2 separate regions of the Homo sapiens genome follow, and region 2 is linked to region 1. Evidence: chromatin loops called from intact Hi-C (ENCODE). Cell type or tissue: endothelial cell of umbilical vein. All regions are shown on one strand. Links, peaks and the distances in the headings refer to the core of each region. The heading gives the core; the rest is flanking DNA.

Region 1 (11,764 bases), core at 2,092-10,091:
TGTGTCATCGGGGATTTGTAGTATAGATTATTTCATCATCCAGGTATTAAGCCTAGTACCCACTGGTTATTTTTCCTGATCCTCTCCTTCCTTCCACCCTCAACTCCCCGAAAGGCCCCAGTGTGTGTTGTTCCCCTCTATGTGTCCATGTCTTCTTATCATTTAGCTCCCACTTATAAAAGAGAACATGCAGTATTTGGTTTTCTGTTCCTGCAAAGCACATGATCTTGTTCCTTTTTGTGGCTGCATGATATTCCATGAACCACATTTTCTTTATCCAGTCTATCATTGCCCAAATGATGGGCATTTAGATTGATTCCATGACTTTGCTATTGTGAATAGTGCTGCAATGAACATACATGTGCATGCATCTTTGTAATAGAATGATTTATATTCCTCTGGGTATATACCCAGTAATGGGATTGCTGGGTCAAATGGTATTTCTGCCTCTAAGTCTTTGAGGAGTCATTGCACTGTCTTCCACAATGGTTGAACTAATTTACATTCCCATCAACAGTGTAAAAGTGTGCCTTTTTCTCCACAACCTCACCAGCATCTGTTGTTTTTTGACTTTTTAATAATAGCCACTCTGACTGGCGTGAGATGGTATCTCATTGTGGTTTTGAATTGCATTTCTCTAATGATCAATGATACTGAGCTTTATTTCATGAGTGTTGGCCACATGTATGTCTTCTTTTGAGAAGTGTCTGTTTATGTCCTTTACCCACTTTTTTATGAGGTTGTTTGTTTTTTGCTTGTAAATTTGTTTAAGTTCCTTATAGATGCTGGATATTAGACCTTTGTTGGGTGCGTAGTTTGCAAAAATTTTCTCCCATTCAGTAGGTTGTCTGTTTACTCTGTTGTTAGTTTCTTTTCCCATGCAGAAGCTCTTTAGTATAATTAGATCCCATTTGTCAATTTTTGATTTTGTTGCAATTGCTTTTAGCATCTTCATCATGAAATCTTTGCCTGTGCCTATGTCCTAAATGATAGTGCCTAGAAAACCCCATAGTCTCATCCCAATAGATTCTTAAGCTGACAAACACCTTCAGCAAAGTATCAGGATACAAAATCAATGTGCAAAAATTACTAGCATTCAACAGTCAAGCCAAGAGCCAAATCAGGAACAAACTCCCATTCACAATTGCCACAAAAAGAATAAAATACCTAGGAATACAGCTAGCTAGGGAGATAAAAGATCTCTACAAGGAGAGCTACAAACCACTGTTCAAAGAAACCAGAAATGACACAAACAAATGGAAAAACATTCCATGCTCATGGATAGGAAAAATCAATATCATGAAAATGGCCATACTGCCCAAAGCAATTTGTAGATTCAATGCTATTCCTATTAAACTGCTGCTGACATTCTCGCAACTAAAGAAAACTATTTTAAAATTCATATGTAACCAAAAAAGATTTTAAATAGCCAAGGCAATCCTAAGCAAAAAGAACAAAGCTGGCAGCATCATGCTACCTGACTTCAAACTATACTACAGGGATACAGTAACCAAAACAGTATGATAGTTGTACAAAAACAGACACATAGACCAACAGAGCCAAATAGAGAACCCAGAAATAAGACCGCACGCCTACAACTATCTGATCTTCAACTAACCTGACAAAAACAAGCAATGGACAAAGGATTCCCTATTCAATAAATTGTGCTGGGATAACTGGCTAGCCACATGCAGAAAATTGAAACTGGACCCCTTCCTTACCCCATATACAACAATTAACCAAAGATGGATTAAAGATTTAAATATAAAACCCAAAACCATAAAAATATGATATGTCTTTTACCCACTATCACAGATTGGGGACCCTAGAGGTGAACTTAGAATGGTGTCTGAGGAGGAATTCCAGATCAAGTAGGAGGAGCATTTTCAGATGACACCTTCAAAGTCAACCATACCAAAGACAGGAGTAGAAAGGCAAGGCCTAGAGTCAAGTCGGAAGTTGGAGAAGCAGGGAAGAGCAGAGAAAGGCACAGAGCAGAGTGAGTGGAATGGGCAGAGGGTTGCACGAACTTCAGAAGAGCAAGACCACCCTTATGGCTTGATTTTTACAGGTACTTGCCTAGGCGAAGTGGCGGCGGGGGGGCGGGGGGTTCTGTTAAATGTTCTTTGATGAAACAGGTACACCTCCTCATAAATGTCCTTCTAGTCCCTGGTTATGCAAGGCCCTATAGCCACGTGCTAAGCACAACAGGCAACCAGCTCTGATGATAACCTTAGCTCCCGGGTCCCGCCATGAGAACCCCAGCCTTGGCAGAGGACATTCCACAAGAACATTCTTCTCATGCCCCTTGCCCCTGCACCCCAGTACTATTGAATTTGTCTGCTTCAAAGAAAAACTTTCTGAGAGCAGGGGGGATGGAAATCTTTGAACTTTCTATAAAATGATAATCAGATGCATTGTGTTTACATAGCTTATTTATGACTTTATGGACAAATCTTTGAAAATCTTACATCAAATTTAAAAATGCATTTTTTCTGTCTTTCAAGCAATAAAAGGATTAGAATTCATTTTGGTACTGAGAATCTAGAAGAGTTATAAAATTTTCAAATAATGTAAAAATGTAAAGTATTCAAACACATGGTAGGCTAATGCATGCCTAGGAATAACAGTGCTCCATGAGACCACACTGGAAATTAAGGGGGAGTGGGTGCTAATAAAAGTAAATTCTAATTTTTCCATTTTTGAATTATTCTAGAATTATTCTTTGCCTTGTTTTATTTTTAACTACCATTTCACTAACATTAAGTAGAATATCTATAAGACACACACACACATATATATAAACACACATTTACTATCACACAGGTATTATGACAACAGAACTATTGTTTTCACATGTGCTTTGTAGAAATCAATCCTATTACTTCATTATCTTATATTCTATTTATATCTGTCCTCTCTCTCTCTCTCTCTCTCTCTCTCTCTCTCTCTCTCTCTCTCTCTCTCTCCCTCTCCCCCTCTCCTCTCTCTCTCTCTCTGCTGGCACTTCATGTAATCAGAAGAAACTCTTATGTGTGTTCCACTATTCTTAACGGAGATCCACTTCTATACACCAGATTTCCTTTGGGAGTGTTCTGTTCCCTCTTAATTCAGAGCTATTGCTATATGAGGAAATAGTCTAAATGTCATTTCTCTTAAGAGAGAGAAACAATGATTCTGTTTGCCAAACTAGCTCATAAACACAAAAATCAGAAGGTCCATTTTTAAAATTTAGCCAAAACCACAGTTTGGCAATGCCTGTTTTGGAAAATTAACCATAATACTAAGGGTATGTGTTGATTTGAGAACATTTTCATCACGACTCCCCCAAACTCTTCATGGAGGGATATCATGTAATTTTCCACATAAACAACTCTTACCTATATATTCATGTTTTTGTTATCACTATAATACTGTCATCTCCAGAAATCCTGCAGTTGTACCATCCTCAGGTAAATACAAATCAAATTCCACTGTAGCCAATAGTGTCACAGTAAGGTTCCAATGTAACGAAGCCACTAGCAGAATGTGAGGCAGCCAAATAAACTAGGCCAAGTTCTTCTAAGCAAGGAGATTTGGCATTTATCATTCAGTTAACAGTATCACAGGCTATTGGAGTTGGAAGAATCTTAACACTTGCCAGGCCAAACCTCTCCACCCCATGGAGAAGTCCCTTTCTTGTCATCATTGGCAGGTGGCATTCCCAACCGCGCAAACCCTTCTAGGGATAGAGAACTCATTAATTTATCATCAGTTCACATCTTTTTAAAATAAATTTTTTCTGTTTATGAAAACGTTTATTGCAGAAAATACCAAAAACTACTAAAATTATAAAAATTATTCATAATCGTCTGATCATTCAGAACCCAACAATATAGAAATGTTCAAATATAATTCCCATTAGGTTATTCATACCATATAATTATTTTCTGAAAAATTCTGCCGTTCCATCATTTCTAACCTTTAGTCCAGGTTCTCCCTCCTGCAGCCAGACATAATGTCTGCTCCCTCTTCCCCAAGACAACCTTTTACATAGTTTGATTCAAACATTCATTCAACAAATACTTATTAGCCAGGCATGGTGGCACATGCCTGTAGTCCTAGCTACTCAGGAGGCTGAGGTAGGAAGATCACTTCAGCCCAGTAGTTCAAGGATATAGTGCAGTATGATTGTGCCTGTGAATAACCACTGCACTCCAGCCTGGGCAACATAGCAAGAGAAAGAAGGAAGGAAAGAAGGAAGGAAGGAAGGGAGGGAGGGAGGGAGGGAGGGACGGAGGGAAGGGAAGAAAGGAGAAAAAGAGAGAGAAAGAAAGAGAGAAGGAAAGAAAGAAAGGAAAGGAAAGAAAGAGAAAGAAAAGAAAGAAGGAAAGAAGAAAGGAAAGAAAGAAAGAAAGAAGAGAAAGAAAGAGAAAGAAAGAAAGAAGAAAGAAAGAGAGAGAAGGAAGGAAGGAAGGAAAGGAGAGACCATTTACTGAGCATCCAACATATACTAGGGCATGGGGACTCAAAAATGATAAATAAATTGTCCATGCCTTTAACAAACTCAGTAAATAAATGTTATGATCTGAATGTTTGTGACCCCCCTTCCCAAATTTATATGTTAAAACCATTAGGTAGTAGTATATGTCAATACCAATGTGGTGGTATTAAGAAGTGGGGCCTCTAGGAGGTGATTAGATAATGAGGGTTCTGCCCTCATGAATGGGATTAGTGCCCTTATAAAAGAGGCCAAAAGGAGCTTGTTTGTCCTTCCCAACGTGAAGACACAGCTAGAAGGCGCCAGCTCTGAGGAACAAGCCCTCACCAGACAGCAAATCTACCAGCACCCTGATGTTGGACTTCTCGGCCTCCAGAACTGTGAGAAATAAATTTCTGTTGTTTATAAGTTACCCAATCTAAGACAGTTTGTTATTGCAGCCCAAATGGACCAACACAATAAGTATATTTTATTTAATAAGTAAATCCATACATAAAACATCTCCTATGTGCAGGACCTGTGCTGGGCATTAGAAATGCTGAGGTGACCAAGATGTCTCAAACTTTGTGGGATACGTATCCTAGTAGAAGAGAAAAATGTTAAAGTATTATCTTAATTATGAAATTGCCATGCGACCTATCCTACAAAGAAGCACAACTGATATGAGATTGTGAAAGGAGAGGTCTGATCTAATTAGGAAGTTAGGGACAGCTTCCTGGACAAAGAGACATATGCCTGAGATCTGAAAGATGAACAGGAAATTACTAGTCAAAGGGAGAGGTAGAAGAAAAGCAGACCAGGAAGAACTGAATGTGAGAAGACCTTGGAGAGAAAAGGCATGTAGCACATTAGAGGAACCAAAACAGGCTAGTGTGGTGGATGAGAGTGGTGAGGCTGGGAGGTGGGCAAGTCATGAAGGCTGTGGGAGAGCTACTGTTGGGTTTAAAACAGGGATGGTATGATTAGATCTGCAATTCCGTAAGATGGTTCTACCTGCTGTGTAGAGAATGGTTTGCTGAGAAAGCAATAATAGAAACTGAGAGAAAAATAGAAGGCTATTACAATAGTCCAGGTGAGAGGTATAACGAAAGCTTGAAAGAAAGTAGCAGCACTGGAAATGGAGAGAAATAGAGGGTTAGAGAGAGACTTTAGAAATGCAAATTGCAGGACTTGGTGATTGACGGGAATTGTCTCCAGAATCCCGGCACCCGTGGGTTGGCGGTAGCTCCATTCATGATAAAAGGAGCATTCAAAAGGGATCAGGTTTGAGGGACATCTTGCCCATGAAAGAAACAGATGTGTGGAGATCACAACACTGTGATGTGGGGGCATGATGGAGACAGAGGAGGGGGCTGCTGGCTCTGCCTGGGGAGTCAACTAAACCTCCACTGAAGAGTTGATGATATGCTGGATGTTGAAGGAAGAATATAATTTTCTTATATTTTAGACCTCGCCTTTCACACTCTCACAGTCAAAAAAGAGAAATGACATATGCCAAGACTCAGGATCACACTTAAGATGAGACAACATAAATGGGCAAGGATGAGAACAAGAGTCACTTAACTTTAATTACTTATTTTATTGGTGTTTTTGTTCCAAATTCTTGTAGAAATATATACTAGATTTTTTAAAGTAAGTATGGTGGGCACTGATGCATCACCAACATCCCTCACTGAAGGACCTGGTGCCCCAGCTGCTGGGACTGCTGTTGGCAGACAGCCTTCAGCTGCCATTCCCCTCAAGGACTGCCTCCTGGCCAAGGTCATGCCTGGGGCACCTGACATCTAGTGAACAGTTAATGGGAGAGTGTAAAGACCTGGACATTCAGGCCCAAGTTGAGACAACTCTGAGGGACCATTCTACCTGCAGAGCTCTCCACATGGTCAGTTGAGACTATCACTGGGGCGACACTGAAGCTCAGTTTCTCCACCTGCCCCTTACTGATTCCTCTCCACTCCCTTCTGCAGGTGTTGGTCCCCAAGGTGCTCCTTAATAGGCATCCTGCGCCTTAAACACTGCCTCAGAGTCTGCTTCCCAGGAAGTCCAAACAGATTGAGAGTAAGTAAAGACATAAAGGCAAAAGGAAAACAAAGTGGGAAGAAGAATAGTCACTGGGATAAGGTAAGTAGATGAAACTCGATCCCAGCAAAAGACAGCGTTCAGAGTTGACACCATGCTTTCATGCAGCCAGTTAAGGGAGGCATTCAATCAGATTCATGAGTCAGAGTTTCCCCAGGCTAAAAATAAACCAGTTGCCCAGAGGAAGAAAAGCTCTCTCAACAATGAGACCCAAGAATTTTTTTCCTATCGGCCTTACAAAGAGAACACTGTAATATAGTAACAACAGCTTCAATATCTCTCCATAAGTGCAACAGCATGTTTCAGAAGGATATGTAAGGGTGCAAACCCTAGTTACAAATTCAAACATACAAATAATATAATTTTCTTTATTTCCTTATGTTTTAATTAATTTATTGCTTGAGTGCTGGATCCCATTTCACTTGAGAGCAAAAAAAGCAGTGTTCATTGATTCAGGATAAACTCAGTCAAACTCAGAATATTCTCCATTTATTCAGGTTTTTTCTAGTTTCTCTTCTCAACAAGTATTCTTCCAAATGTATTATTTATGCCACAAGATTCATAATCTAGTTCTTCAGAGTTATGAATTTTTTTATTTTTTTATTTTATTTCGTTTTATTTTTAGAGAGACGGGGTCTTACTCTGTTGCCCAGGCTGGAGTGAAGTGGCACAATTCTAACTAACTGCAGCCTCAAACTTCTGGCCTCAAGCAACCCTCCCACCTTGGCCTCCCAAAGTGCTGGGATTACAAATGTAAGCCACCATGCCCAGCCAGAGTTATGAATTTTTTAACCTCGAAATTTTGACTTCCATTAGCCAGACACAATGGCACTTGCCTATAGTTCCAGCTACTCAGGAGGCTGAGGCGGGAAGATCACTTTAGCCCAGGAATTTGAGGTTGCAGTAAGCAATGACTGTACCACTGCACCATAGCCTGGGTGACAGAACAGAACCCTGTCTCTAAAAATAAAAGTCAAAAAATTTTAATCCTGACCTTTGAGACTTAATCTTACTTTTCTCAAAGTATTAACAGGTAAGTTTCAGAATAGATTTTTGAAACTTACAGTTTACTGTTACTTCTGATTTCTTTTCAACATCCTTTTTCTGAGGCAATGGATGCCTTCTGCCTAATTTGAAGGGGTAGAAAGGCCAGGGGATGGGCCAAAGGGCACTGCAGAAGACTAAACTAATAACAAGGAACTAAAAAAAAAAACATGGGTTAACAGACTGATTGTTATAAACAAACTGATTGTTACAATGTTTCAAAATAACATTCCTCAGGAAAACCACTAGTACAATGCTAGTACATAGAAAAAAATAAAAGTGACTGGGGTGGGTGCTCAGAACCATGTGGCCCAAACAGACAGCGTGCAGTAAGTCACAATGGAGTCAGGAATATATTTTAATGTGGAGGAATGGACAGACTGTTCAACTTTCAAACAAGGCTTATCCAAGTGGAATCAGGATTCTCTATTATTTATTTATATATTTCCAAATGCAGGATATCAGTTTCAGAAAAACAGGAAGTTAGGGAGGTAGTGAAGGTTTTGCCTCTGTTGTTTAACCAAAAGCTGCTGTGAAAAATGTGATGTCCCCCAAAATGAAAAAGTCATTATGAAAATTATGTCTATTTTGTTCTCTGCCACCATTAACTAAGCTGAAGTCCAGCCAGTTTGTTTTAAATTTCAAACCACTAGAAAGGACAGGCTCGGGGGAAATACGTGGAAGTTCAGAGGTTTCTGGGTTCTAGTGACAGGAGCAGAGCAAAGTAAGGCCACTTCAGATACAAAGTTTAAGAGGGCAAAGAGCCTCCTGAAGATGAAACTAAATAGCATGGCCAGTCGCCATGGCTCATGCCTATAATCCCAGAACTTTGGGAGGCCAAGGCGGGTGGATCACCTGAGGTCAGGAGTTTGAGACCACCCTGGCCAACATGGCAAAACCCCTTCTCTACTAAAATACAAAAATTAGCCGGGTGTGGTCGTGGGCACCTGTAATCCCAGCTACTCGGGAGGCTGAGGCAGAAGAATTGCTTGAACCCAGGAGGTAGAGGTTGCAGTGAGCCGAGATCATGCCACTTGATCACTCCAGCCTGGGCAACAGAGTGAGACTTTGTCTCAAAAATAATAAATAAATAAAATAGCAGATGCACACAGAGCTCTGTCGGCAGAGAAAGCTGAAAATATCCAGAGGCTAAATTGATGATCTGGAACACTGTGGAGGCACAACACAATAATCTCAGACCTACAACCTTGAGAGGGGTATTGAGAGATGCTTTCTGTAATTGAGAATGGATGCCTTGGGAGCATCATTTCATTTAAACAGTGAGTTTTAGTAGGCATTGCACGTAACGAAAATGAAGAGACCTTTATAGCAGAATTTGTGTGTGTGTGTGTGTGTGTGTGTGTGTGTGTGTGTGTGTTATTAAGGAGAATTACATCATTACTGTGAAGTTATTCACTGACTTTATATCTACATGCCAAAGTTTCAATACTAATAGTTTATCTATATGACTGCTTAAATTCACAAGCAAGTATTTGAAAGAATATGATTATAGACAGGCTGCTGTTTATTACAAAATTCTTCAGAATAGAAAGAGCTATAGAAAATAACATAATAAACCCCTTACAACCACCCCTCAGCCTATGAAATAAAGCAGTACATGTGCATCTGAAGCCCTCTATGTATCTCCTCCACAAATGTAATTCCTTCCCTATCTCACACAGGTAACTACCATCCTGAATTTGTTAATTATTATTCTAATATATTTCTATACACACTTACCACCCATTTTTATGCTTTAAAAATACATAGTATGTTTTGCATATATTTAAACTTCACGTAGTGTCATACAGCATGAATCGTTCTGTTTTCACATCTCATGTTTGCATCTAGGTCTAACTGATTTTCAGTGCTGTATATAATTCCTTTGTATCATTCCATTGTTTTTAGGTATTCGGATTCAGGTTCAAATATCATTCAATTTTTTATCCACTTTCTAGGGGATGATTATTTCTAATCTTTGCAATGGCAAAAAAAAAAAAATGTTGCTATGGAAATACTGGTTCTTTGTGTGCAAAGTCAAATGGTTATTTGGTCAGCAATTCTCAAAGTATGGTCCACAGACCCCTCATGGGCCCAAGACTCTTTCAAGCAAATCATGAGGTCAAAACCATTTTCATGAGAAGAAGAAAATAATACCATTTATCTTTTTCACCGTGTTAACATTTGCACTGATGCTGCTGGCACCTTAGCAGGAATCAAGGCAGCAGCATCCAGCAATACTAGTAATCATTGTATTCTTCACCACCATGCACTTGTGGTTTTAAAAAAAATCACTGAAGAATATTAATTTTACTAAATTTCAACTGTTACATAGTCATCTATTTAATATTTTTTATATTAAAATAAGAAGTCAGCACAAAGTACTCTGTTACATGCCAAAGTGCAATGGTCATCTCAAGAAAAAGCATTTGTGTGATTGAGTTGTGAGATTAACTACTACTTTTTTCACTAAACATTATTTTTAGGAGGATGATTGAGACTATGATTATTAAACTCTTGGGGTTTGGCAGACATTTTCTCAAAAGTGAATGATGTGAGCCTGCTACTCCAAAGAAAGCTGACTGTATTGTTGTTGATGATAAAATTTGAGCTTTCAAAAAAATTAGAAATTTTGAAAACTTGAATCCAACCCTGGATTTTTATATCTTACAGCTTCTCAATATTTCATGATTTCTCTAATGATAAGGGTGGTGATTTTTGACATTGTATAATGTATCAACATTTTGAAAATCTATGTAATTCAGTAAACCAATAATTTCCAAATGACCAATGCAAAATGTTACAAAATTATGCATGGGTAAAAAATCCACTCACGGTATAATATAAACTATGCATTTTAATTTAACAGAGTATGAAAAATTCATTGATATGGTTTCAAATTAACATTTAAGAAACTACCACTTGTTAGTTTTGGGTAGAGTATCAAAGAAGAATTGCCACAACTATCTGAAAAGGCCATTAAAATTCTCCTCTCTTTTCCAAATCAATATTTGTGTGTATCTTTATTTTCTTTATGGACTTCAATCAAAACAGTATACCACAATAGACTGAATGTAGAAACAGAATCCAGCTGTCTTGTATTAAGCCAAGCACAGTTACAGAAATGTAACATAATGCCACTCTTCTCACTAAAATTTTTGTTTTGGAAAATATAATGAGTTTATAAAAATACATCACTCATGTTAATATGTAATCAGTTTCTTACTGCCTTTTAAATGACTTAATGAATGTATTTTTAATTTCTCAATTTTATTTTCTAATATGGTAAATATCAATAGAAACAACTCACATAACCAAAAGCTCTTTGGTATCCTCAAAAATGTTTTAAAGTTTAAAAGGCTCCTGGGACCAAAGAGTCTCAGAACTGCTGACTTAGGGTATACACGAGAGTAGAATTGCTAGATCATAATTTACCTTTACCAAGTATTTACCAAGTTATTCTCTAAAATGATTCTATCAATTTAAACTCTCACTTGCAGTGTATCGAAATGCCCATTGTTTACATTGTTGTCAGCATTTTGAACTTGGTTCAGACTTAATTTTTTTTATATCTGATAGGTGCCAAAGTGGCATTGTTTTAATCTGTATTCCTCTGATTACTGCTACTTTCCCCTTTCCATGTATTTATTGACTCTACAAATTTTCTCTCCTTTGAAATTCCTCTTTATATTTTTTTTGCACATTCTTCTTTTAAGTTGTTTCTTTTTTCACATCAATTTTTAAGGGGCTCTTTACATTTTCCAGGCATGTCTCCCTTAGTTGGTTTCTCTTCTTTTTTTTTTTTTTTTTTTTTTGGAGACAGGATCACACTCTGTCCCCCAGGCTGGAGTGCAGTGGCGCAATCACGACTAACTGCAGCCTGCAGCCTCGACCTCCCAAGGCTCAGGTGATCCTCCTCCCTCAGCCCCTGAGTGGCTGGAACCATAGGCACACGTGCACACATGACTAATTTTTGTATTTTTAGTAGAGATGGGGTTTCTCCATGTTGCCCAGGCTGGTCTCAAACTCCTAGGCTCAAACGATCCACCCACCTTAGTCTCCCAAAGTGCTGGGATTACAGGTGTGAGCCACTGCACCAGACAAGTTTCTATTCTTTGTTTTACTTTTTACTTTGTAATTTTTTTGAAGGGTATAGTTTAC
Region 2 (11,764 bases), core at 1,360-9,359, 87 kb before region 1:
TTTTGCAGTGGCTGGTAGCAGTTGTTTGTTTCCAGGTTTAGTGCTTCCTTCAGGAGCTCTTGTAGGGCAGGCCTGGTGGTGACAAAATCTCTCAGCATTTGCTTGTCTGTAAAGGATTTTATTTCTCCTTCACTTATGAAGTTTAGTTTGGCTGGATATGAAATTCTGGGTTGAAAATTCTTTTCTTTAAGAATGTTGAATATTGGCCCCCACTCTCTTCTGGCTTGTAGAGTTTCTGCCGAGAGATCAGCTGTTAGTCTGATGGGCTTCCCTTTGTGGGTAACCCGACCTTTCTCTCTGGCTGCCCTTAACATTTTTTCCTTCATTTCAACTTTGGTGAATCTGACAATTATGTGTCTTGGAGTTGCTCTTCTCGAGGAGTATCTTTGTCACGTTCTCTGTATTTCCTGAATTTGAATGTTGGCCTGCCTTGTTAGGTTGGGGAAGTTCTCCTGGATAATATCCTGAAGAGTGTTTTCCAACTTGGTTCCATTCTCCCCGTCACTTTCAGGTACACCAATCAGACATAGATTTGGTCGTTTCACATAGTCCCATATTTCTTGGAGGCTTTGTTTGTTTCTTTTTACCCTTTTTTCTCTAAACTTCTCTTGTCACTTCGTTCCATTGATTTGATCTTCAATCACTGATACCCTTTCTTCCAGTTGATTGAATCGGCTACTGAAGCTTGTGCATTCGTCATATAGTTCTCATGCCATGGTTTTCAGCTCCATCAAGTCATTTAAGGACTTCTCTACACTGGTTATTCTAGTTGGCCCTTCGTCTAATCTTTTTTCAAGGTTTTTAGCTTCTTTGCTATGGGTTTGAGCTTCCTCCTTTAGCTCGGAGAAGTTTGATCATCTGAAGCCTTCTTCTCTCAACTCGTCAAAGTCATTCTCCATCCAGCTTTGTTCCATTGCTGGTGAGGAGCTGTGTTCCTTTGGAGGGGGAGAGGCTCTCTGATTTTTAGAATTTTCAGCTTTTCTGCTCTGTTTTTTTCCCCATCTTTGTGGTTTTATCTACCTTTGGTCTTTGATGATGGTGATGTACAGACGGGGTTTTGGTGTGGATGTCCTTCCTGTTTGTTAGTTTTCCTTCTAACAGTCAGGACTCTCAGCTGCAGGTCTGTTGGAGTTTGCTGGAGGTCCACCCCAGACCCTGTTTGTCTAGGTATCAGCAGCAGAGGCTGCAGAACAACGAATATTGCTGAACAGCAAATGTTGCTGCCTGAATGTTCCTCTGGAAGCTTCGTCTCAGAGGGGTACCCGGCCGTGTGAGCTGTCAGTCTGCCCCTACTGGGGGGTGCCTTCCAGTTAGGCTACTCAGGGGTCAGGGATCCACTTGAGGAGGCAGTCTGACCATTCTCAGATCTCAAACTCCGTGCTGGGAGAACCACTACTCTCTTCAAAGCTGTCAGACAGGGACATTTAAGTTTGCAGAAGTTTCTGCTCCCTTTTGTTCAGCTATGCCCTGCCTCCAGAGGTGGAGTCTACAGAGGCAGGTAGGCCTTCTTGAGCTGCAGTGGGCTCCACCCAGTTTGAGCTTCCTGGCCGCTTTGTTTACCTACTCAAGCCTCATCAATGGCAGGCCATTGATTCCCCCAGCCTCACTGCTGCCTTGCAGTTTGATCTCAGACTGCTGTGCTAGCAATGAGCGAGGCTCCATGGGCATGGGACCCTCTGAGCCAGGTGCGGGATATAATCTCCTGGTGTGCCGTTTGCTAAGACTGTTGGAAAAGTGCAGTATTAGGGTGGGCATGACCCGATTTTCCAGGTGCCGTCTGTCACAGCTTCCCTTGCCTAGGAAAGGGAATTCCCTGACCCCTTGCACTTCCCGGGTGAGGTGATGACTCACCCTGCTTTGGCTCACACTCAGTGGGCTGCACCCACTGTCCTGCATCCACTGTCTGACAAGCCCCAGTGAGATGAACCTGGTACCTCAGTTGGAAATGCAGAAATCACCCGTCTTCTGCGTCGCTCACGCTGGGAGCTGTAGACTGGAGCTGTTCCTATTTGGCCATCTTGGATATGATTTCGACCTTACTGACTTTCGAAGGAAAAAGAATCTTTTTCTGGTTTTAGTCATACTGCTTTCCTTCCATCTCAGATGTAATAACAAATTAAATATAAATAAAAATATCTTGACACGGAATCAGCTGGTTGTGGGCAAGTTTCATGCAGAAAGATGTGAGCAGGACACTTGACTCTTTCACTTTAGGTAAGGCTGGCTTGGAATACCACAACCATAAAACAGTGAAGGGGTTTAGGCACAATCAGTGAGTCAAGGGGTCTAAGAAGAATTCCCCTTCTCTTTTTCAATATAAATTCTACAACCTCGCCACCCGACCTTCTTGAGCAGAAGCCTGAAATAATTTATATTAGCAGTGCATTCCTTTGTGTTCCCACCCTCTATCACTTTCCTCCAGACACAAGGGTCTGATGTTCTCCAGACAGATGAGGATTTAGAGACACGGGAGAGTACAAAGGGAAGTGTGAGGTTGAGGTGTCCCCAGTGAATGGGTCAATATCATAAGAGCAGTGGAGCCCTCAGCTACCTTTGCCCTACTTGTCCAGTGCAGGGCCCAGTGCTTGGCAACAACAGCACAGGGTGAGGAACAGGATTGCCACCTTTGGTGGATGGCTGACCAGGGCACAGAAATCCATGCAGCAACAAATCTGGCCAGGGCCAACCCCTGCAGCCAGCAGAGGCCTTCCCATGTCATAAGTCACTGCTTTCACAGATAAATGACCTTTGCAGAATATTTCCTTGTCCCCTAAAATGCTAGACAAGCAGAAGCCCAGGGCACTAGAACAATATTCTCAGGCCGTGGGGGTCTCAGGTCCAGGTGGGACAGAAACAGCCCTTGGAGCCTGAATTTGAGATGCCTTGTTTGGTTTTCCAATAACCTCCACTTTTAGGAGTCTGGCTTAAATAACCCAGTTATCTCACATACCTCATGGGATACCTACTCAGAGTGTGCAGAGGGTGGGTTGGAGTCCCAGGGCCAGAACTAGAGTGGAGAACCCTAACCACAATAACTGAGAATAGAAGCAGTCAGCACCAAGGTTCTGAGTCAATATCCTTGCAATATCACTGTAGGCTCTGAACCTTCTTGATGCCTAGTGTCTGGCACAGCACTAGGCACAAAGCAAGTGCTCAACACAGTGCAGTGCAGTTCAGTGAATTCACAAATGAATCAACAAATGAGGAGCAAGGGACAAGTCTGCCCAGCACCTGACTTAATAGAGATGTCCATACCATCAATGTGCAGTCTTGAGCTTGTGACTGAATCACAATCTTTCTGTGGACTTTAATATTGCATGTGACTTTTTACTTATAGTTAGGGTGACAGCCCTTATTAGGAAAAGTTAATTGTCTTATGATGCAATATAAAAGTTTGAAAACCCACAGAGACTGCCACAAATAAATGATATCTGAATCTCAGCATTGAAAAAGAAACAGAATAGTTAAGATGTTAACCATTTGCTGGGAGTACATGCATGGTATTTTCAAACATTTGATACATTGAAGAAAACATAGAATTAGTGAAAATTGATTTCCAAGATGCTTCACCTTTTAATCATGATGGGGAAAATTTAGGTTTGAAAAATGTGGAATAGTTTAGAAGTACAATTTAAAGATCTAAGCTAGCAATATTCAATGTTTTAAATAAATTAGCTTATTACAGTTATTCATAAAGGTAGAGAAGTGCAGGAGTCAGTCCATCAGGAGGGGTGGTTTGGAACATGGACTCCAGTAGACAAGGCCTTGGTTTACAGATTTAACCTTTGAATCTATAATAATGGCTAATTTGTTGCATATTTGAGGATTAAATGAGGGAAGCATCCAAAAAAATATGACTTTCTTCTAAAAGCTCTTAGTACATTTACTCCTAAATTGAATCAGCATTCACATTATAGGAACTATTTATCATAGACATTAATTGCACATTCATTTTTATCTGTAGAAAAATATCAGGAGGAAGGATGATACGTAACTTGTCCCCACTGCTTCCACCTCCAGCCCACCCATATCTAGGAAAGCCCTGGTTGAGGAATGGACCTGGTAAAGACCTCCCCAGAACATAATAACTATTCTGGGGAGGTGCTATTTCATATTATTCTTCAAACCAGAGTGGTAACTGAAGAAAAAAAAATTAACTGCCAATTTTTCTATATCCAATGATCTTCAGACACAATTCTTATTTTCTGAGTATTTTACATCTCTGAGGCTATCACCTAAAATCTTTTTATGTATAAAATAAACTTAGTTGATCATTTTATCCCTCAGAAGGCTAGCCCACTGCAATAATAACTTGGTGACAGTTGAAAGGCTAATTGAATCTATTATAACAGCACAGCTCAATTCTAATCCATTTCCTGGTGGAAAAAAATTCTAGTGAAGGTATTTTTCCCCGATTATAAAAGTATAATGTTCCCTGTAAAATATTGGAAAATAGGAAAAAAACTAAAGAAAGTCATCCTTAATCTTATCATTTTACCACTTTTAGAAATGATATGTATTTCCTTCCAGAATTTTTTTCTGTGTTGGAAAATATTTTGACCTTATGGAGCAAGATTATTTTTTCAAAGATGCTTCACTTTTTAATCATGATGGTGAAAATTTAGGTTTGAAAAATGTGCAATAGTTTAGAAGTACAGTTTAAAGATCTAAGCTAGCTATGTTCAATTATAGCTGCCTTTGCTACAAAATTTTATCAGGATAACCTTTTAAATTAAATATTTTTGTTGAAACACTGGAAACAACAGTCATGTTAACTAACATTTTCTTAATTTAATATGTAAAGAAATGCCAGATTTCTCTTTATAAGTAACATTTATCGCACTGCTATATTTGATATCTAGATTAATACCTTTATTTAAAAGGATATTCTTTTGCCATTTCTTGGTAAAATATATTTCTTTATATATAAATACATAAATTTATATACATATATAAATATATAAAATGCCTATGGCATTTCCTTTGACACTAAAACTAAGCGTAATAATTCCAAAAATTTTAGCATTTTTCAAACAAGTTTAAAATACAGAAAAATGTTTATATTATGTCTTACAATATTATTCACTGTTAATCAAATTACGTTCTAGAGCAGAGGCTGGCAAACTTCCCATATAAAAGTCCAAGTAGTAAATATTTTTGGACAGTTTGTGTGGTCTCTGTTGAAGCTGCTCAATTCTGCCATTGTAGTAGGAAAACAACTATAGATAATTCATAAATGGATGGCTATGACTGTGTTCCAATAAAACTTTGTTTAAACAAGCAAGCAGTGAGTCAGACTTTGCCCATGGACAGTAGTTTATCAACCCTTGCTCTAGATTATATTTTTCCACATTCACCTGGAGTTTTGTGTTAGATGGAGTGTAGGGGTTTCTGATCCTCCATGCGAGACTTCTGGTAAACATAGCTGATTGAACATGTTTATCTCTACTAGCAATAAAACCCCACTTAAATGATAATAAAGGAAATAAAAGGTATACGCTTAGGGGAATGGAGAAGAAGACAGCAGACAGAGATGAATCAACACAATGTTGGGCAGAGTGAAGCAGATGCAAGAGTGTTCACTGAACTAGCGGTAAGCAGTGCCCAGGTAATACCATTGTGGTCCAAGAGAGGTGCCATATAGGAAGCATTTTATCCAGTTCTGCTGAGGTCTTCTAAGCATCATTGGAGGGGCAGCAAATGGTTCCTCAGTAATGCTAGGTTATAATCTGATGCAGTCACTGTCTGAGTTGGCACCCTTAGCTCATCTGTAAAACTCAAAGTAATTGGTTTTGGGGGAAAGGGGCCCTAACTCTAACTGTAAATATATTGGTATTCAGACGACTTAGACAAGAATAGTGCCAACAATAACTAGCAGTTTAACATTCACTGCTTTTACTGCTATTAAGCTATTCTGAAACCCTTTCCCTCTAGCCTGCTTTCTAAGACCCAAAGGAAATATTCGCAGTATTTTCAGTCACTCTTAGTACTCATTGATGAGGAGCTATCATGTAAGGAAGGAGTAGAAAATGAGAAGACAAGAAATGCCAGAAGGAGGATTCTACGATGCTGATTTGCATGTCAGGGTCTCGGTCCAGGAAGGAAACAGCAGGCAGAGGGAGGCTGGTAGCCATGGTGCCTAGTGGGCTATGTAGTGACTCACTCCACCGCCCTGCATGAGTCCAGCAAACAAAGGCAGTGTGTTAGGAAATGGTGTGCTTGATTGTAACAGATGCAAACTTCAAGGGTCACTGGAGTCACATATAAGAGGCTTCACTAACTCGGAGCCAATAACTCCCATCTTTTTCCCAGCAGAATATTTGGAGAATTGATGAGAAAAAAAAAGTACGCATAGTTGACTGATTTCTTTTTTGTAGAGATGGACACTTTTTGTACTCTATTCCTTCTTCTGTCCCACACTAGACACTATTTATATTCAGATCCTATATGCTGTATTCAAAGGGGAAAACATTTGGTCTTCTTGGGTTTTTACTACCACTATTCCATGATTGTCTTTCCTTTGATTTGACTACCTTTCTTCATAATAAATCTTCCTGTCTTCTCCCTCTCTTTGTTGTTCTCCTTTCCTGTCTCAGTTTTCTGTATTTGCATTTCCTTATCCCATGCACATTCCTTTCCTTCTTGTGGGGAGTTGTTTTTTGTTCTTTGTTTTTGAGATAGGGCCTCCTTGTTGCCCAGGCTGGAGTGCAGTGATGCAAACACGGCTCACTGAAGCCCCAACCCTCAGGCTCAAGCCATCCTCCCACCGCAGCCCCCAAAGTAGCTGGAACTACAAGCACAGGCCACTACACCCAGCATTTTTTTTTTTTTCATAGAGATGTGGTCCTACTATGTTGCCCAGTGGTCTACTGTATTTGAGAATGTCAAAGAAAAAAACACCTCCCAATTTCCCAGTGCCAACACACTTTGGGCTTTTTGACAGCAGCTTTTTGGAGATAATTTCATTGACTCTGAGCATTATAATATTGATGAAGGTGATAGATAATTTTAAAAAGGTGAACAAATTATTTTATTTAATCCTGGTGACAAGTCTGTAGTGTAGTTAGCACTGTCCTCATTTTATGAATGAGAAAATAGAAAGGCGAATAACCTGTCCAAGGTAATATGGCCAGTAGAAGGCAGAATCAGGACTTGGCCCTGGCTCTATGATCTTGCCACTGCTTCTTTATCCCACACTGCCTTCTCGGACATGCCATTCTCATCCCCACCTCCATGCCTTTACCCAAACTCTTGCTCCTCTAGGTGCCCGCTATTTTATTTATCTAGGCCTAGCATTCATCAGGGCTAGCCTATTTCTTACTTTCTACACCCCCGTGATTCCCAGTACTTCTCATTTGGCACTTGATCATGGATTGCTCTTTTTAAATATTCATATACTTCTGACATCTCTTTTTTAAGCTGTAAAACTCTGAATCTTTTTATAGTTTTAACACTCAGCCCAATGTCTCATCCTTGGTAAGTCCTCAGAGTATTTGTTAATGATGGTGATGCTGGTAGACATTTCCCCAGTGCAGGATAACAAATGAAATCAACCTTCCTCAAGCTTAATGGCTGTTCATGTTGTTACAGCAGCTGCATTAATGACAAGTAATCTGTAACATTTTTCAGAACTTGTACTCTAAGAGTACAATTAGCCACATGAAAATGCCTTCCTCAGAGGCTTCCAGTCTTACCTGTAGCCTGAAGAACTGAATTTCCTTAAGACTAGAATTATTTTCTAAAATTGGCTTTCAAATTCATGGTATATCCCGAGAATTGGCTGCACAAAATTAGTTGCTTTCTATTCAGTAACACCTCATTTAGCAGCAGTGACTGAAATAAAATGCCCCCTAACTTTCTCATGTCAGCCACATGATCATGAAGTCAACAGGGAATAGACGGTTGGCATCTTAGGAAAGTCAGGCTTAGTTAGTAGTTGCTAAAGGCCACTTCTAACAGGAGCGTCAATGAGTTTGATACACACTACGTGGAGTTGATATACACTATGTGGAGGTCCTATATACCCTGCACCAACATATCGGACATAATAAACCTCCTGGTAAATACATATAACTCTCCCATGAGTGTTCTTCTGATGCCTGATGGTGGCCAGCCCAGAAGGTCTTAGTTCAGAACTGCCAACCAGAGAGAGCAATGCAATGGGTGACTCACATATACATGATCTTAGGCTTATCCTTCCTTCCTCTGGGGAAAAAAAAATGTAAACGGACCCATTTTAGTGGAGTTTATTAATAGAATTTCCTAAAATTTTCTGTGCCCTATATCTGGTTACTGTTATGCATTTTGCAGAGTTGCAAAGTAATTGGTAGCACATGGAATGGTACCTGCAGGGGATCACGGCTTGCCTGCCTTATTTGCCTCTGTACAACTTTTGATAAATCTGTGCTTGGAAGAGCCAAGTGTTTATTTCTACCATATGGGCTTCCACTGACTCAGTGTGACCACAAAGTGGCTCTGTATTGTTGCCAGAAATCAACTACATTAGTGTCATGCAAATATATAGAGAGGTATGTGTGTGTATTTGATTTAAAATTCATGTAAATTCCAAAATTACTTTCATGTCTAGAAACTGTGCTAACTCCTCTGAAAATATCCCAGATTCCTTTCTGATCATGTTGACATTGACTACTTTGTATTCTTAATGTTTGGACATCTAACTTGTATTTGGCAACCATCAAGAGTACCTGGTAGGAAAAAGTTGAGGTCTTCCGAGTGAACTTCCCCTGGCGGATTTTGTGATCGGATAAGCACTGCAAAACATTCCTCATCCCAGAACTGAGTGACACTCATCACTTATTGGAAGGTGCATTCTTCCTAGGGAATACCAAAAATTCACTGGAGAACTAAAAGTATCAATATAGTCATTTAAAGATAAGTTCAATTTTCAGTTAGTTTCATAATTTATATTTTTCATTATTCCTACTTTGGGAAGTATTACTGGCCAAATTCCTGGAAATATCAGAAACAACATTGAAATCAATCCAAAAATATGAACAGCATTGCCACAATAACACTTTTCTGTAATTGTAAGCAGTCAGCCACCCAATCAGAAATGATCCTGATTTGAGTATTGTTTGTAAGCACTGCTCCTCATCTGTGTGTACAATCAGGTGACTGGAAAAGTGATGGCAAATGTCACTCTTCAGATTCACCTCCTTCATAATTAATATGACAGTTTTATTTTTAAGTTTGGACATTGTAAGAATAAGGAAATAATTATTTTAAAATATATGACCATTCCTTACAAGTTGAACACAGAATTGCCATGCCACCCAACAATTCCACTCTTAGGAATATACTCCAAAGAATTGAAAACAAGTGTTCAAACCAAAACATGTACTTGAATGTTCATAGCTGCACTATTCACAATGACCAAAAGGTAGAAACAACTCAATTGTCCATGAATGAATGAGGAGGCAAATGAAATGTAGTATATTCATATGATGGAATGTTATTTAGCCATGCAAAAAAAATGAAATACTGATGCATGCTACAACATGGATGAACCTTGAAAACATCATAATAAGTGAAAGAAGCCAGACACAGAAGGCCACTCATTATATGATTCCATTTATATAAAATATCCAGAATAGGCAAATCTATAGAGACAAAATGCAGATTTTTGGTTGCCAAGAGCTAGGAGGAGGGGAAATGAAGAATAATTGCTTAACAGATGTGGGGGTTCCATTTAGGGTGATGGAAAAGTTCTAGAACTAGATAGTGGTGATAGGTGTACAACATCATAAATGTACTTACTGCCACTGAACTGTACACTTTAAAATGGTCAAAATGGTAAATTTTATGTTACATGTATTTTACTGCAATAAGAATTTGTTTTAAATATATGACTACATATTCTGTGATAAACTCCATACTTAATATGCAGCATATCCTCCACAAATAAACACATACAATTAGTGTAATTATGGAATGGTCTGGGTTAACCCTTCTATGCCAGCAGTAGCCGCAAGCACCATGTACTGGGCAGTATTTTAAATGTTTTATTTGACCCTGTAAGGTACATATTACTATTCCCAAATTGTGAAAGTGGAAACTGAAATATAGAAAACAAAATTTGCTTAAGATCACATAACTGGCAGACCTGAGATAGACCTGAAATTTGAGCCCAGGTTGTGTAGCAGCATGGTGTTTCCTATTAGCCCCTGTACTGTGGGCTGAGCTGACCTTGTCCTGTGATAATAAAGCTTATGTACAATGGAAGTGTGCTCTCAGCTCTCAGAACAATGTTGATAAAGTTTCAGACCTTAAAGAACAGACCATTGTTATTCAAATCTGCAAGTACAACCATATTTCTATTTATCTTATTATTTATTTGCCTGATTATCATTGAACATACACAAACCATGAAAGAGCTGCAAGAAGTGTAATTCTCTCTCAGTGCAAATTTACTGTGCTATGCTAGGCTATTGCCCTGGCCAGAGGTGTCCTGCGGTCCTCTGCAGTCATCTTCTGTTGGAAGAAGAGTTAAATCCAATTTCTCAAATATATCCCGCTCTCCCTGTCTTTCATTCCTGGTGCTAGATTTAGTAAGTGAAGTGAGGTTTGGTTGAATCGTAAAGCAGAGTCTTGGCCACAAGGCATGCATGGGGCTGAAAGAAGTAAAGAATATCATAGGCATACGCAATGGGGGTAAGAAGTGTTGTATGAGAAGAGACTAACTAGAATAGAATGTCAGTCTCCCCCAAGGATCACCATACCACCTCAAATCACACTGTCCTAGGAGTGTGGCTCACTTGCATTGGATAAACAGAGCTTCTGTATTGCCGAACTCCAGACGGTATCACTTACACTGTGGCCTGTGGGAATAATGTCCCTCCTGGACTCATGTGGTGGAAAGCCTGTGTGGCTGTTAGCAATGGCCCTGCAGATGAGCCCCAGCATCCTATCTGAAGGGATGAAATTTTCAGGGCAGCAAGAGCTCCAGGACAGATGCAGTTCTTGGCTGCAAGTCATGTTTCATCCATCCAGCAAGATCCATTCAGGTGAACACAGGATATCCATGCACAGGGCCAATCTCCGGATAGGAGAGCACTAGCAGCAGCTAGGTAGGATTCAGAGGTGGCTTCTATTCCAACAAAAGGATGGGGTGGGTCCCACCAGGATAGAAGAATGAGGACCCATAGCTTACTGTTTATGTATCTCCATCTTTGTTTATTCCCAACCCAGACTATTTCCAGCCTGTTAACATAGTGGCCTCGGAACCTCAGTTAACCACCAGGCCTGCCTCCCTTGGTTCTGGATGTGGCTGGGGCAAAACCTGCCATGGGAAGGAGATTGCTGCTCTTGATAGGTGGCGAGGGCTGGCATAAGCAAGACAAGGCTCCATGATCCCTACAGCTGGAGCACGTGGTCTTTTTAGGCTCCTTACTGAAACTTAGTGCTTGAGCTACCCCTTGCCTTTTTGCCATCGAAATCCTGAGAAAGACCCTTCATTGTTTATCCCATTTGCTGCTACTTCTATCAACCCAGAAGTCCAGTCCAGGACTCAATAATAATGAAGTGTTTTATGATACAGTTTTTTCATACAGAACAATCCCAGTTACTATGTGGCTGCTCAGATGGTTGCGTGTTCATGAATGTGGAAGGCCCTCTCCTGGGGGCAACAGCTCAACAGCTTTCTGCTAAGAGATTTCCTTTGAGCAATAAGCTATCATACAGTGCAGATGGGTTTTAAGTATTTCAACTATTTTCAAGCAGGCCCTGGGTCATAAATGCCTTCATC

What was found. Peaks named below come from ENCODE experiments on the same cell type or tissue, not always from the same donor. Only the 100,000 strongest peaks of a DNase experiment are listed, where the experiment ranks them.
Region 2: a loop joins it to region 1, with 4 times the contacts of the local background. A loop is called at or near these places in 2 of 110 quality-filtered maps.

Annotation. Positions count from the first base shown.
Region 1 is chr3:157,243,705-157,255,468 of GRCh38, reverse strand. All of the region lies in intron 3 of LOC101928236 (a long non-coding RNA gene), which reads right to left. LOC105374179 (a long non-coding RNA gene) reads left to right here and starts at 4,419. Exons shown (of 3, transcript XR_007096142.1): 1 at 4,419-4,860; 2 at 6,448-6,538. RefSeq lists an enhancer at 2,371-8,303. In endothelial cell of umbilical vein, for the core only: no CTCF peak of the experiment used is centred there; DNase peaks (open chromatin) are centred at 6,708 and 7,908; H3K27ac peaks cover 1,832 bases.
Region 2 is chr3:157,330,305-157,342,068 of GRCh38, reverse strand. The region is part of intron 9 of VEPH1 (ventricular zone expressed PH domain containing 1); the gene reads left to right. It overlaps LOC101928236 (a long non-coding RNA gene), which reads right to left. Exons shown (of 10, transcript XR_007096141.1): 7 at 8,706-11,764. Among named protein-coding and RNA genes, the nearest start is that of PTX3, 100 kb to the left of the region's middle. In endothelial cell of umbilical vein, for the core only: no CTCF peak of the experiment used is centred there; DNase peaks (open chromatin) are centred at 5,358 and 6,148; H3K27ac peaks cover 2,354 bases.